Regions from separate parts of the Homo sapiens genome. Here region 1 is linked to region 2. A link is an interaction called in ENCODE POLR2A ChIA-PET data of the cell type or tissue named here. Cell type or tissue: B cell. All regions are shown on one strand. Each heading gives the region's core, and the rest is flanking DNA. Links, peaks and the distances in the headings are about the cores only. Region 1 has its middle 12 kb from the start of EIF2S2. Region 2 overlaps CBFA2T2 (CBFA2/RUNX1 partner transcriptional co-repressor 2).

Region 1 (13,594 bases), core at 6,411-8,910, 520 kb after region 2:
CAGAAAACATGATTAAGATAAAAATTATAATCCACGTAGAAATTGGTATTTTCTGTGTGGATTATAGCCAGATTTTCTGTGGAAATGCAAGATTTTCCACATAGAAAATCTGGGTATTTTCCACAGCAAGTCATCCTCATCTCAGTTAAGAGTACTGCTCTTTACCCAGTTGCTTAAGTCAAAACCCAGGAGTTAGCCTTGATTCCTTCCTTTCCCTCACTTCTTCATTCAATTCACTATTGTCTTGTTGATTCAATGTCCAAAATAGATCTCAAATACAATCTCTTCTCTCGCCACTGCCACTAACCTGGTCCAGGTGATTGTCATCAGTTTTGGGATACTGCAGCTTTTCTCTTGTTCCTTCATAACACTCACCACAATTTGTTTAATTTGTCTGTTGTATACTTGTAGTTTTCTTAATCTCACTTCACTACTAGAATGTATGCAAATTTCTTGAACATAATACAAAAATCTGTCTTGTTAACTCTGATATTCCCAGCACCTAGCAGAGTGCCTGACTCATCATAGTCACTTAATAAATATTTGGTGGCTGGGTGCCGTGGCTTATGCCTGTAATCCCAGCACTTTGGGAGGCCGAGGTGGGCGGATCACCTGAGTTCAGGAGTTCGTGACCAGCCTGGCCAACATGGTGAAACCCTGTCTCTACTAAAAATACAAAAATTAGCTGGGCATGGTGGTGGGCACCTGTAATCCCAGCTCCTTGGGAGGCTGAGGCAGGAGAATTGCTTAAATCCGGGAGGTGGAGGTTGCAGTGAGCAGAGATCCAGCCACTGCACTCCAGCCTGGGCAACAGAGCGAGACTCCGTCTCAAAAAAATAATAAATAAATATTTGATAAATATTTACTGAATTAATGGTTGAAAACCCATTAGTCCCCAAAATTACATTGCTTACAATGAAATAGTTGAGGTTGGAGCCTTTATTTCATCATATATACTAAAAATGACCAAAGCTAACGTAATTAATCTCAGTTGTATTATAATATATCTGAAAGAATATGTTAGAATTGAAATGGTTTACTTGGAACCCAGAAGGAGAAGAATAAGCCAGGATGGCTTATTCCATTCAGCAGTGTTCAGGATAGAGAAATTATGAATCCAAAGAACATGGTTAAAAGCTAGTCATTAGAGAGGTATACTTGTTCTAGAGCGAAGATAAGCTCAGGCCTTACCTGTGACCTGAATGAAATGGGTCTTAATACCATCTCTTTTTTCAAATGATCAGAAGATCATTTGCCAAATAACATTTTCATTAGTGACTTAAAATCCTTGGTTCCTTTGCACTGGGAAGGAAATGCTCTAGACAGCAAACAAATATTTTACTCACTGGAAACATACATTCTATGTTATATTCCACAGAGACTGTAACTGTGAGGATAGGAAATTGTTAATGACAGCTGTGTCCCTAGTTCCTTAGAATAATGCTTCGCACAAAGTAGGTTCTTTACAACTATTTGATGAATGAATGAATGTACATTAGTAAATTAGGATTATCCTTTATACCACAATCTCTTATGAATTTGGTTATTGTGAATCAATCCTCAAGTATCTGTTCCATGATACATGCTTTAGGAAAATCAGATTTCTGGTTTTGGAGGCCAAATACGTGAGTTCCTCAGCTCTGGTGCTCTACTCCAGGAGTCTTTGAATGGCTGGGCGTGGTGGCTCATGCCTGTAATCCCAGCACTTTGGGAGGCTGAGGCAGGAGGATCACTTGAACTCAGGAGTTTGAGAGCAGCCTGGGCAATATAGTGAGACCCTGTCTCTGTAACAAATAAAAAGCTCTGGGTATTTTTCACAACAAGTCATCCTCAATGACTGCTGTGGAACAAAACAAGGGTCTTTGAGATCTTATTTGGTTAGTCCCTGACCTCCTTCTCCCATATCTTTTTCTTGGTTCTCTTGTAACTCCAGTTCATCCTCCATCTAGCCCATCGAGTTTCCTGGGGCCGGGAAAAAAACACTAATCAAGCTGCTCCCTTGCCTAAAAATCAGTTAATTCTCTGTTACCTTCAGAAGAATAGATTTCCACAGTCTGCCTCCAAGCCCCTCTCACCATGCTACTGTCTACCCTTCTTACCATTCTCCATTGTGTATGCTGTTTCAGTCATACTAAATCATTTAATATTTCATAAACATGCTGTGCCATTTCATTTTTTCCATGCTGTTCCCTCTCTAGAACGTCCTTCCCTCCTGTTCCCGGAATCTGATGAACTCCTGTCATCCTTTAAGATCCAGATCTAGACTTTACTTTTTTAAAGAAGCCTTTGATTTCTGTACAAGGGAAAAAAATGATTCCTTTCTCTCTACTTGTCTTTTTTCTATTACAGCTCTTATATTATGTTGTAGCTGTCTTTGAGATCCTGGAGGGTGGGATCTGTACCTTACTCATATTTCTTTGCTTTCCCAAAACCTAGCACATGTTTGTGAATGCAGGCACCCGTATGGGGCGATAGGTATAAGTGCTAATTACTAACTTGCACCAGTCTTCACTTCTTGAATGTCGCCTCCTTCCCAAGAGAGGATGGGAAAACCTCCCAGCTGTATTCTGTTTGGAATAATTGGATGTGAGCATAGGAAATAAATATGTTTTACATACTCCTTTTATGATTCACTATAAAAGGAGGTGATCAGTTTTTGTTTTCACTTTTTTGAGACAGGGTCTCACTTTGTCACCTAGGCTGGAGTGCAGTGGCATGATCATGGCTCACTGCAGCCTCAAACTTCTGGGCTCAGGCAATCCTCCTGCCTTATCCTCTCAAGTAGCTAGGACTACAGGCAAGTACCTCCACACCCAGCTAATTAAAAAAAAAAATTGTAGAGATGGGGGTCTCACTGTGTTGCCCCAGCTGGTCTCAAAGTCCTGGCCTCGAGTGATTCTCCCACCTCGGCCTCCCAGTGTGCTGGGATTACAGGCGTGAGCCATAAAAGCACCTGATAGTCTTCTTGAAAGATTAGCAGACTTTCAGTAAGAAGTAATTAAGTGTACCTTGTATACACTCAGCACCTTGGTCACTATTCATTGCCCATCTTTCTCCCTTGCTCTTAAGAGACTTATAACCCCAGTACCCAGCACAGTGCATAGCACCTATTAGGAGCTCAGTAAACATTTGTTGAGGCTGGGTGCAGTGGCTCATGTCTGTAATCCCAACACTTTGGGAGGCCACAGTAGGAGGATTGCTTGAGGCCAGTAGTTTGAGACCAGCCTGGACAGCATAGTGAGACCCTGTCTCTACAAAAAAGTAATTAAAAAAAAATTAGCCGGGCATGGTGGCATGTGCCAGTGGCCCCAACTAATCAAGAGGCTGAGGCAAGAGAATCTCTTGGGCTCAGGAGTTCGAGGCTGCAGTGAGTTATGATCACACCACTGCACTCCACCCTGGGTGACAGCAAGACCCTGTTCTCTTTTAAAAAATCAATTAAAAAAAAAAGAATATGAATGTTTTTTGATGATGTTATCCAAGGTTACTTAGTATCTTGCCATCTGTACAGAAGACTTCAAAACTCTTAAGAAAACCACAATGAGATACTACCTTACACCCAGTAGAATTGCTATTAATTAAAAAAAAAACCTCCAGAAAATGACACATATTATCAAGATGTGGAAAAACTGGAACGCTTGTGTATGTTGGCAGGACTGTAAAATGGTGCAGCCCTATGGAAAAGAGTATGGTGGTTCCTCAAACATTTTTAAACAGAATTACCATATAATCTAACAATTCAATTACTACGTATATTTAAAAAATAAAAATAAAAAAACAAAAAAAAAACCTGAAAGGGCTGGGCATGGTAGCTCACACCTGTAATCCCAGCACTTTGGGAGGCTGACGTGGGCGGATCACCTGAGGTCAGGAGTTTGAGACCAGCCATGGTCAACATGGTAAAACCCCATCTCTACTAAAAATACAAAAAATTAGCCAGACATGGTGGCCGGCGCCTGTAATCCCAGCTACTCAGGAGGCTGAGGCAGGAGAAACACTTGAGCCCAGGAGGCAGAGGTTGCAGTGAGCTGAGATCGTGCCATCACACTCCAGCCTGGGCAACAAGAGCGAAGCTCTGTCTCAGAAAAAAAAAAAAAACAAAACAAAACTGAAAGCAGTGTCTCAAAGAGATATTTTTATGTCCATGTTCACAACAGCATTATTCATACCTGAGAAGCACCCCGGGTGTCCATCAGTGGATGAATGGGTAATCAAAATATGGTGTGTACATACAATAGAATATCATTCAGCCTTAAAAAGGAAGGAAATTCTGATACATGCCACAATATGGATGAACCTCAAGAACATTATGCTTAGTGAAATAAGCTAGCCACAAAAAGACGAATACTGTGTTATCCCATTTATTTGAGGTACCTAGAATAGTCAAATTCATAGAAAGAGAAAGTAGAATGGCGGTTGCTAGGGGCTAGGGAGAGAGGGGGGAAGAGAGAGTTGTTGTCTAATAGGTACAGAGTTCCAGTTTTGCAAGATGGAAAGAGTTCTGGAAATTGGTTGTACAGCAATGTGAATATACTTAAAAATAGTTGAAAAGATAAATTTTATGGTATTTGTATTTTACCATATTTTTTAAAAAGAGAGCACTAAACTGGGAGACAAAAGACCAAGGTTGGAGTTCTTGGTTGTTTTCCACAGATAGATCAGTCTCAAGGAATTTGAGACTTCCTTGAAACTCAAGGAAGTACTCAAGGAAGTTGAGTAAAGGAAGCTTCTTTACTCATTGTTTCTGTTAATTCATCTTTAAACAGGATAAAAAAGACTGTGGAGTCTAGATTTGTATGAGGATCAAATAAAAACCAAAAAAAACAAACGTTTAAAATAATTTTTTGAGTTGTAGTTGTTCTCAATATTCCAGAGCCTCTGATCTCTTGATATTTGTTACAAGTTTCACATCTTATTTCATAATGAAATGCTAAAGATGCCTCAGCAATAGCCAGTTGACTTCAAAGGTCTTGTATGAGGAATCCTTTTAATTTGGGCTATTCACCTTATAATTTGGTCCTGGGAAAACAGCAAATAAATAAACTTTTATGAGGACTATTTATGATCTAAGATGCTAATTATCAATGTAGTTTAGCATGAACTAATGAAATACAAGCTCAGGATTTTCATGTTAGTATAAAAAAGCTCTTCTTCAACAAATCCCCAAATGGCGGATGACGCCTGTGCAGGGGGCGGCAGGGCGTGGGGTGCGGAGGTCGGGTGGAGGCCGGGCGGAGGCCGGGCGGAGGCCCCCGCAAGCCCTGGGAGGGATGGGGAACCGCGGTGGCTTCCGCGGAGGTTTCGGCGGTGGCATCCGGGGCCAGGGTCATGGCCGTGGACTGGGCCGGAGCCGAGGCCATGGAGCTCGCAGAGGCAAGGCCGAGGATAAGGAGTAGATGCCCGTCACCAAGCTGGGCCACCTGGTCAAGGACATGAAGATCAAGTACCTGGAGGATGTCTCTTCTCCCTGCCCATCAAGGAATCTGAGACCATTGACTTTTTTCTGGGGTCCTCTCTCAAGGAAGAGGGTTTGAAGATTATGCCGGTGCAGAAGCAGACCCGCGCGGGCCAGCGCACCAGGTTCAAGGCGTTTGTTGCCACCGGGGACTACAATGGCCACGTCGGTCTGTGCGTTAAGTGCTCCAAGGAGGTGGCTACTGCCATCCGCGGGTCCGTCATCCTGACCAAGCACTCCATTGTCCCCGTGCGCAGAGGCTACGGGGGAACAAGATGGACAAGCCCACACCGTCCCTTGCAAGGTGACAGGCCGCTGCGGCTCTGTGCTGGTGCACCTCATCCCTGCACCCAGGGGCACTGGCATCGTCTCCGCACCTGTGCCCAAGAAGCTCCTCATGATGGCTGGTATTGATGACTGCCACACCTCAGCCAGGGGCTGCACTGCCACCCTGGCAACTTCGCCAAGGCCACCTTTGACACCATCTCTAAGACCTACAGCTACCTGACCCTCGACCTCTGGAAGGAGACTATATTCACCAAGTCTCCCTATCAGGAATTCACTGACCACCTCGTCAAGACCCACACCAGAGTCTCCATGCAGAGGACCCAGGCTCCAGCTGTGGCTACAGCATAGGGTTTTTATACAAGAAAAACAAACTGAATTAAGCCTGAAAAAAAAAAAAAAAGCTGGTCTCAAATTAGGGGCCAACATGGAAGAATTAATATCTGTTGAGTACTTACTAAGTGTCAGGCCCTATAGATGTTACATGCATTATCTCATTTAATACTCAACAACAGCCTTGTCAGGTTAAAAGTATTATACCCATTTTATAAACAGGTTAATGAAGGCTCAGAGAGTGTCAGTCACTTACCCAACATAACCCAGTGAGTAACAGAGATGGAATTTGAGCCCAAGTCTGTGTGAATCTGAAGCCCATATTATTTCTACTATGTTACAGTGCCTCTGAAAATATATTTAACTGTGCCTACTTCTAATAGAGTTTATGATAAATGATATATATTTGATGTTTATATATTTATATCAATTATTTTACTTCATCATTACAAGTAAGATAGACTATCTAGGGATGATTATCACCACTTTACAGATGAGGAAACAGATGGTCAGAAAATTTAACTTACCTAGCTTCAGACCAGTAAATGATAATAACAGGGCTTGGACACATGTACCGCAACTCTCAGACTCCTACTTTTTCCACATTGGCCTATGAGAGTAGAATTTTATCTATATTTTACCTATGAATTTTCTTTTTTTTTTTTTTTTTTTTTTTGGAGACGGAGTCTTACTCTGTCGCCCAGGCTGGAGTGCAGTGGTGCAATCTTGACTCACTGCAACCTCTGTCCCCCAGCTTCAAGCGATTCTTCTGCCTCAGCCTCCCAAGTAGCTGGGAGGGATTACAGTCGCCTGCCACTGTGCCTGGCTAATTTTTGTATTTTTAGTAGAAATGGGGTTATATCATCTTGGCCAGGCTGATCTTGAACTCCTGACCTCATGATCTACTCGCCTTGGCCTCCCAAAGTGCTGGATTACAGGCGTGAGCCACCTCGCCCAGCCATATCTATGAATTTTCTGGTTCTAACTTTTTTTAATAGGAGCAAAGAGTGGACATCTTGACAGTCTTGCACTTCTGTTTATGCTTGGACAGATTAAACACATATGTTTATCCCTGTTCACTCCCCAAATCACTGAAGTGACAGTGAGTTAACATTTTTAGGTTTACCAGTCTACAGACAAAGAGAATAAGAAAGAAATCAATAGCAGATTAAGGATATCAACAAATTTTTGGAAGATGGAAAACCATAGCTGAGCTGAGAAAACAATTCTAAATGTTTGCTGAGGGTTATACTAACAAGGGACAAACAGATTCGTACTGCAGAACACTAGAATGTCAGGACTGGGACAGAGCAGATCAGAGGTGATGTGAGAGGCAGAAGAGAGAGGGTTTGGCTGAAAGCCTTTATAGGAAGTGAAACTGCCAGGTCTTTTTCTCCATCCTACTCACTTAGACAACTACCCTTTCATCTCCCTAGCAGCCCCTGGGACAAAATTGAGGTAGAGAAGTTCCAGACACTGAGATACCAGGCACAGCTAAAGATATAATAGCAGGGAGGCTAAGGTAGGAGGATTTCAGACTGAAAACAGAGATTAGATGAATTGTCTACATGCTGAATGGTGAAGCGCACTCAGTCCTCCTGCTGAAATTTATTCCAGGAATGCTGACAGCAAGGCTTGTATTCTCCAGGCAAGATATCAGGGAATTAATTTTAATTAATTAACCCCAGAGGAAAGATCTATACATACTGATATTTGAGGTCCCCCAACAAAACACCTAGGTACCCACTTTATCATCCTACAGATAAACTTCCTGTTAACACAGAGCTTCCAAATACTTAGTGACTCACTCTTAAATATGAAGAGACAACAAAGGGTCACCAGATATTTAAGATAAACCTCCACCAGGAAAGACAGCATCAAATAGAGAAAAAAGAAACTCAAAGGGAACAGAAACTGAAGAGAACAGAAAAATATTTTTAAAAAACAATAAGCAGTCTATGAGAGATAATAGAAAATACTGCATCCATAAAGCAAAGATAAAATGCTCTAAAAAAAATAGAGTAAGTAACAGCTCTGGGGAATTAAAAATATAATAGAAAAATTGGCTGGGCATTATGGCTCATGCCTGTAATCCCAGCACTTTGAGAAGCCAAGGTAGAAGGATTGTTTAAAGCCAGGAGTTCAAGACCAACCAGGGCAATATTAGATAGACCTCTTCTCTGCTAAACATTCTTTTAAAAAGAGAAATTAGGCTTGGTTCAGTGGCTCACGCCTGTAATCCCAGCACTTTGGGAGGCCGAGGCGGGCGGATCACGAGGTCAGGAGATCGAGACCATCCTGGCTAACATGGTGAAACCCCATCTGTACTAAAAATACAAAAAATTAGCCGGGCATGATGGCGAACACGTGTAGTCCCAGCTACTAGGGAGGCTGAGGCGGAAGAATGACATGAACCCAGGAGGCAGAGCTTGCAGTGAGCCGAGATCACACTACTGCACTCCAGCCTGGGCAACAGAGCGAGACTCCATCTCAAAAAAATAATAAATAAATAAATAAATAAATAAATAATAAAAAAAGAAAAAAAATTAGCCAGCTGTGGTGGCTCATGCATGTGGTCCCAGCTACTTAGGAGGCTGAGTCAGGAGGGCTGCTCAAGCCCAGGAGATGGAGGCTGCAGTGAGCTATGATCATGCCACTGCACTCCAGCCTGGGCAATACAGCAAGACCTGTTCTCAAATAATAATAATAGAAAAATAAATAATTTATATAAGTCTTAATATATAAAGTTGAGGAAATCTCTCAGAAAGTAGAACAGAAATACAAATGGAAAAATAAAAGAGAAAAGATAATTAGAGGATGAATCCATAAGGTCGACCATTAGATTAACAGGAGTTCTGGAAATACAGAAGAAATGGAAGAAAATTATCAAAGAAACTGAGTTTCCAGAGTGGCAGAGCCTGCTGAGTGCCCAGCATAATGAAAGAAAACAAAACAAAGGAAAAACATTATGGCACATCATCATGAAATTTTTTAACACAAAGGATAAAGAGAAAATCAAAAATCTTGGTGATAGGAGGTGAGGAGGGGGCAGGGAAAGGGCAACAGGTTACTTATGAAAGAGCAGGTAATAGGAATAGCATTTTTGTCCATAGTAACATTAGTGGCTAGAAGACGATATAGGGAGGCTTTCAAAATTCTGAGAGAAAATACGTTTTCAATCTAGAACTCCTATACTAAGCCATATTATCAGTCAAGTATGAGGAATAAATAAGTATATTTTTAGGCATGCAAGGATCAGAAATTTACCCCTCATCCCCACATAACTTTTCTTAGGAAAGCACTGGAGGATTTGCTCTAGTAAAACAAGAAAGACAGAAAAAAAATCCTAAAATTTGTATGGAACAAAAAGTCCAAATAGTCAAAGCAATCCTAAGCAAAAAGAACAAAGCTAGAGGCATCACACCACCTGAATTTAAAATATACTGCAAGGCTCTAATAACCAAAACAGCATGGTATTGATATAAAAACACAGACCAAGGGAACAAAAAGAGAACCCAGAAATAAATCCACGTACAGCCAATTGATTTTTGACAAAGGTACCAAGCACATACATTGGGGAAAAATGTTGTTGGGAAAACTGGATATCCATATCCAGAAGAATGAAACTAAACTCCTGTCTCTCACCATACGCAAAAAATCAACTCAAAATGTATAGGGAAAAGAAAGAGCGATCAGACTGTTACTGTGTCTATCTAGAAAAAGTAAGACAAAAGAAACTCCATTTTGATCTGTACTAAGAAAAATTGTTCTGCTTTGAGATGCTGTTAATCTGTAACTCTTGTCCCAACCCTGTGCTCACAAAAACATGTGCTGTATTGACTCAAGTTTTAAGGGATTTAGGGCTGTGCAGGATGTGCTTTGTTAAAAATGTTTTTGCAGCCAGGCGCAGTGGCTCATGCCTGTAATCCCAGCACTTTGGGAGGCCGAGGCGGGCAGATCATGAGGTCAGGAGATCGAGATCATCTTGGCTAATATGGTGAAACCCTGTCTGTACTAAAAATACAAAAGATTAGCCAGGCGTGGTGGCGGGCCCCTGTAGTCCCAGCTACTCGGGAGGCTGAGGCAGGAGAATGGCATGAACCTGGGAGGCGGAGCTTGCAGTTAGCCGAGATTGAGCCACTGCACTCCAGCCTGGGTGACAGAGCAAGACTCCGTCTCAAAAAAAAAAAAAAAAAAAAAATCACACCTGTAATCCCAGCACTTTGGGAGGCTGAGGCGGGCAGATCACGAGGTCTGGAGATCAAGACCATCCTGGCTAACACGGTGAAATCCCGTCTCTACTAAAAATACAACAAATTAGCTGGGCGTGGTGGTAGGCGCCTGTAGTCCCAGCTACTCGGGAGGCTGAGGCAGGAGAATGGCATGAACCCAGGAGGCAGAGCTTGCAGTGAGCCGAGATCGTGCCACTGCACTCCAGCCTGGGCGACAGCGCAACACTCCTTCTCAAAAAAAAAAAAAAATGTGTTTGCAGGCAGTATGCTTTGTGAAAGTCATCGCCATTCTCCATTCTCTATTAATCAGGGACACAATGCACTGTGGAAGGCCGCAGGGACCCCTGCCCAAGAAAGCCTGGGTATTGTCCAGGTTTCCCCGGACTGAGACAGCCTGAGATATGGCCTCGTGGGGAGGGAAAGACCTTACAGCCCCCCAGCCCGACACCCGTAAAGGGTCTGTGCTAAGGAGATTAGTGAAATAGGAAGGCCTCTATGCGGTAGAGATAAGAGTGTGGCATCTGTCTCCTGCACGTCCCTGGGAATGGAATGTCTCGGTGTAAAACCCGACCATACATTCTATTTACTGAGATAGGAGAAAACCTCCTTATGGCTGGAGATGAGACATCATGGCGGCAATACTGCTCTGTTACTCTTTACTGCACTGAGGTGTTTATGTAAGCTTAAACATAAATCTAGCGATTGTGCACATCCAGGCACAGCACCTTTTCTTAAACTTATTCATGACACAGAGTCTTTGCTCACATGGTCTTCTGCTGATCCTCTCCCCACCTTCACCCTATAGCCCCGCCACATTCCCCTTGCTGAGATAGTAAAGATAGTGATCAATAAATACTGAGGGAACTCAGAGACCAGCGCTGGTGCAGGTCCTCACTTGCTGAGCGCCGGTCCCTGGGCCCATTTTTCTTCCGCTATACTTTGTCTCTATGTCTTATTTCCTTTTCTCAGTCTCTCGTCTCCACCTTGCGAGAAATACCCACAGGTGTGCAGGGGCAGGCCCTCTTCATCTGGTGCCCAATGTGGGTTCCTTTCTCTACGGTGAAGATACGCTAGAGTGTGATCATTGAAGACAAATCGACGAGAGATTCCCGAAGACTTCCATGATCAGCCTTGTGGTAAGCTTGTGCACTCAGAGAAACCCAGGGTAAGAATGGGTCAAACTGAAAGCAAATATGCCTCTTATCTCAGCTTTATTAAAGTTATTTTAAGAAGAGGGGGAGTTAGAGCCTCCACAGAAATCTAATCATGCTATTTCAAACAATAGAACAATTCTGCCTATGGTTTCCAGAATAGGGAACGTTAGATCTAAAAGACTGGGAAAAAATTGGCAAAGAATTAAAACAAGCAAATAGGGAGGATAAAATCATCCCACTTACAGTATGGAATGATTGGGCCATTATTAAAATAGGTTTAGAATCATTTCAAACAGAAGAAGATAGCGTTTCAGTTTCTGATGCCCCTGAAAGCTGTGTAATAGATTGTGAGGAAGAGGCAGGGACAGAATTCAAGAAAGTAACGCAAGGTTCACAGTATAAAAAGGTAGATGAGTCTGGCTGGGCGCAGTGGCTCACACCTGTAATCCCAGCACTGTGGGAGGCCGAGGCGGATGGATCACAAGGTCAGGAGATCGAGACCGTCCTGGCTAACACAGTGAAACCCTGTCTTTACTAAAAAAATACAAAAACTTAGCCAGGCGTCGTGGCAGGTGTCTGTAGTCCCAGCTACTCGGGAGGCTGAGGCAGGAGAATGGCGTGAACCTGGGAGGCGGAGCTTGCAGTGAGCCGAGATGGCACCACTGCACTCCAGCCTGGGCAACAGAGCGAGACTCCGTCTCGAAAAAAAAAAAAAGAAAAAAAGGGTAGAAGAGTGTAATGGCTCAGTCAACGGAAAATGTTGACTACAACCAATTACAGGAGGTAATATATTATGAACCATCAAAATTGGGGGGAAAAGGTCTAGAACTATTGGGGCCATCAGAGTCTAACCCACGATGGCCAACTCCTCCTCCCACAGTTCAGATGCCCGTAACATTACAACCTCAAATGCAGGTTAGACAAGTACAAACCCCAAGAGAATATCAGATAGAAAAGGATAGTCTCTATCACAGCAATGCCAATCCAGATACAGTATTCACAATATCAGCTGGTAGAAAGTAAGACCCAACCGCCAGTACCCTATCAATACTGACCGCCAGCCGAACTTCAGTATCAGCCGCCCCCCAGAAAATCAGTATGGACAGCCAGGAACGTTTCCAGCACCACAGGGCACGCACGGCGATATAGCCTCAGCTGCCCACTATGAGACTTAATCCTACACCACCACCTAGTGGACAGGATGGTGCATTACATGAAATTATTGAGAAGGCAAGAAAACAAGGAGAGATACTGAGGCGTTTTAATTTCAAGTAATATTAGAGCCCATACTACCTGGAGAAGGGCCCTCCCCAAGCTGATGCCAGATATGAGTCCTTTTCTATAAAAATGCTAAAAGACATGAAAGAGGGAGTAAAACAGTATGGACCCAATTCTCCTTATATGAGAACATTATTAGATTCCATTGCTCATGGAAATAGACTTATTCCTTATGACTGGGAAATTTTGGCCAAATCATCACTCTCACCTTCTCAATTTTTACAATTTAAGACCTGGTGGATTGATGGGGTACAACAACAGATCCGCAAAAATAGGGCCGCCAATCCCAGTTAACATAGATGCAGGTAAAAAATAGAAAAATTAAACCACAAAAAATAGAAATAAGAAAAGACACATTAAAAACATTAAATGACTTTCAAAAATTGCTAGGAGATATTAATTGGATTTGGCCAATTTTAGGCATTCCTACTTATGCCATGTCAAATTTGTTCTCTATCTTAAGAGGGGACCCGGACTTAAATAGTAAAAGAATATTGACCCCAGAGGCAGCAAAAGAAATTGAATTAGTTGAAGAAAAAATTTGGTCAGCACAAGTAAATAGAATAGATCCCTTGGTCCCACTCCAACTTTTGATTTTTGCTACTGCACATTCTCTGACAGGCATCATTGTTCAAAATACTGATCTTGTGGAGTGGTCATTCCTTCCTCACAGTACAATTAAGACTTTTACATTGCATCAAATAGCTACATTAATTGGTCAGGCAAGGTTATGAATAATAAAATTGTGTGGAAGTGACCCAGACAAAATCATTGTTCCTTTAAACAAGGAACAGGTTAGACAAGCCTTTATCAATTCTTGTACATGGCAGACTGGTCTTGCTGATTTTGTGGGAATT
Region 2 (2,500 bases), core at 1-2,500:
ATTTTAAAAGGCAAGAGAAGAGAATGTAAGATGTACAGCTTTAATTGGAAGTTTATTATTTTCCAAAACATTTGAAATGGAGTAGCTGGTAACTGTAGCATTCAGTTTGAGCCAGAGTGAATGAAAAGAAGTGTGATATCCCTTTTCTTAAATTCTAATTTCTATCTCAAAGTTGAACAGCCCTAGACATATATACTATCTTGAAAAGAAACAGATTTAAACCTCAGCCATCAATCAGATTTCAAGATACACCAATAGGTATATGTATATACAAATTCAGCCCTTTTTACTTCCATATTTGGCTGCTTGGCGGTGGTTGTGTTTCATTTCAGAAAATGTGATCATACATTTTTTTCTAAAGAGACTACGAAAAAGCCTTTCTATACATCAGAGAAGCTAAAAGCATGGTAATGTGTTATTTTTATTGGTTCCTTCAAAATGGAGCAACTTTCCAATGGCAATTGACCTTTCTGTGAAAACAAAGAAATGGCAGACTATTGCAACTAATTTTCTGGATTGCTGAGGTTGAGTGTTCAACTTTCCTTTCATTAGCTTTACTAATTTTCTTTAGTGGAAGACACAAGAAAACTCACCCCTTTTCTCAGCCCGTTAGTCTGTTATGCAGTGAATCATTCAGCAGCATTTTCCTAAACACCCTTTGCTGAACAAAGCAAAAATATACACTGTATACACAACTTATAAAACTTAATTAAAGTATGCACATATGTATTGTGTATTGTATTATTAATAAGTGAACATCTATTAAGGCAACACAAATATAGAAATAAACAAGCATAGGCCAGGCGCAGTGGCTCACACCTATAATCCTAACACTTTGGGAGGCCGAGGAGGACAGATCACTTGAGGTCAGGAGTTCGAGACCAGCCTGGCCAACATGGTGAAACCCTGTCTCTACTAAAAATACAAAAAATTAGCTGGATGTGGTGGTGCGTGCCTGTAATCCCAGCTACTCGGGAGGCTGAGGAAGGAGAATTCCTTGAACTCAGGAGACGGAGGTTGCAGTAAGCTGAGATTAAACCACTGCACTCCAGCCTGGGAAACAGAGCAAGACTCGGTCTCTAAAAAAAAAAGTGAAATAGTGGAAGCATGCACATAGGCAGCACAGAGATGTAGTGAATCCACTAAGGTTACCTTCAAGCGGAGCAACAGCAGTATGTGTCAAAGAATGCTCCTTAACAGAGATGATACCTGAACCGTATGGGATGAAGAAGAGCTTGCCAGGTCAAATTTGAGTAAGGTTCAGTGTAAGAAGAGGGAACAGAGATGGTTAACTGACTGTGACTGGCTTAGAGGAAGTAGAAGGGAAGTGGAAGATTTTTTATGATTAATAAGTTGGTTTTTGGCAAAATATGACTAAATGTCTTTTTTCTAAGCTAGGTAAAGATTAAATGATTGGCTCTTTAAACATTGCTTATGTCTTAAATTGTTTCTTATGTTTTTAGATAAAGTTTCACTTTTTTAGTTTTTTAAGGCTGGATATGATTAAGTGAAAACAGAATGATACTTAGGTACTAGATAATTTAGATTTTTACTTGATGCCAACAAGAACGTAGCTCAGTGCCAGGCACGGTGGCTCATGCCTGTAATCCCAGCCTTTGGGAGGCCAAGGCAGGAGGATCACTTGAGCCCAGGAGTTTGAGACCAGCCTGGGCAATATAGTGAGACTCCCTGATCTACAAAAAATTTTAAAAAAAGAAATTAGCTGTGCATGGTGGCATGTGCCTGTAGTCCCAGCTACTCAGGAGGCTGAGGTGGGAGGACACCTGAGTCCAGGAGGTCGAGGCTGCACCAGGAGGTCAAGGCTGCAATGGGCCAAGATGGTGCTGCTGCACTCCAGCTTGGATGACAGAATGAGACCCTGCCTCAAAAAAACAAACAAGCAAAACCATAGCTCTAGGGTTGTTTTCGAAATTAAAATTTTCAAGAAATGACTATTAAGAACTAAATAGGAAAACTGTAATTAATCACATGTATTATAATTTGAGCAAAAATGTAGGATGGGAGTGTCCTGCATGGAATCAGGAAGATGCTTTATTGAATGACCAAGGGTTTGGCAGTATTAATCTAGCACTGTTAAGGCAGAGAGTAACTGGCTCTAATGGACATGAGTATTCTGGATGGCCAAAGAGATAGGTACCTTATTGTAGGAATAAGTCATTAAATCAGTAGGCCTAAAAAATATCCCTCATATTATCATAACTCTTTTTTCTGGTGTCTTGCTCACATGCTACCTTCTGATTGACTGCCTAGTGTTTTGGGGACCTTGAAATTGGGAAGGAGATGCAATGTAAAAGATGGGCATGAGTATCCCATCACTGGAAAGATCTATTGGCCCAGACCCATCTCAAGCACTACCTGTTGCAGGAAGTCTTTCTTAAAACTACCCACCCCTGCCCATGGCACCTGTAGAGTTAGATTTCCCTTCTTATTGCTCTGGGAGCACTCTGCTTTCTTTTTAACGCTCCAGTGTTACTCTGTT

The links. Peaks named below come from ENCODE experiments on the same cell type or tissue, not always from the same donor. Only the 100,000 strongest peaks of a DNase experiment are listed, where the experiment ranks them.
Region 1: POLR2A ChIA-PET joins it to region 2 with 10 read pairs; 2 of 35 experiments call an interaction of 5 or more read pairs at or near these places.

What each region holds. Positions count from the first base shown.
Region 1 is chr20:34,117,200-34,130,793 of GRCh38, forward strand. It overlaps the pseudogene RPS2P1. Among named protein-coding and RNA genes, the nearest start is that of EIF2S2, 12 kb to the left of the region's middle. RefSeq lists a silencer at 7,495-7,564 and an enhancer at 12,504-12,798. In B cell, for the core only: no CTCF peak of the experiment used is centred there; a DNase peak (open chromatin) is centred at 7,452.
Region 2 is chr20:33,608,422-33,610,921 of GRCh38, forward strand. The region is part of intron 2 of CBFA2T2 (CBFA2/RUNX1 partner transcriptional co-repressor 2); the gene reads left to right. Among named protein-coding and RNA genes, the nearest start is that of C20orf144, 53 kb to the right of the region's middle. In B cell, for the core only: no CTCF peak of the experiment used is centred there; a DNase peak (open chromatin) is centred at 1,270; H3K27ac peaks cover 834 bases.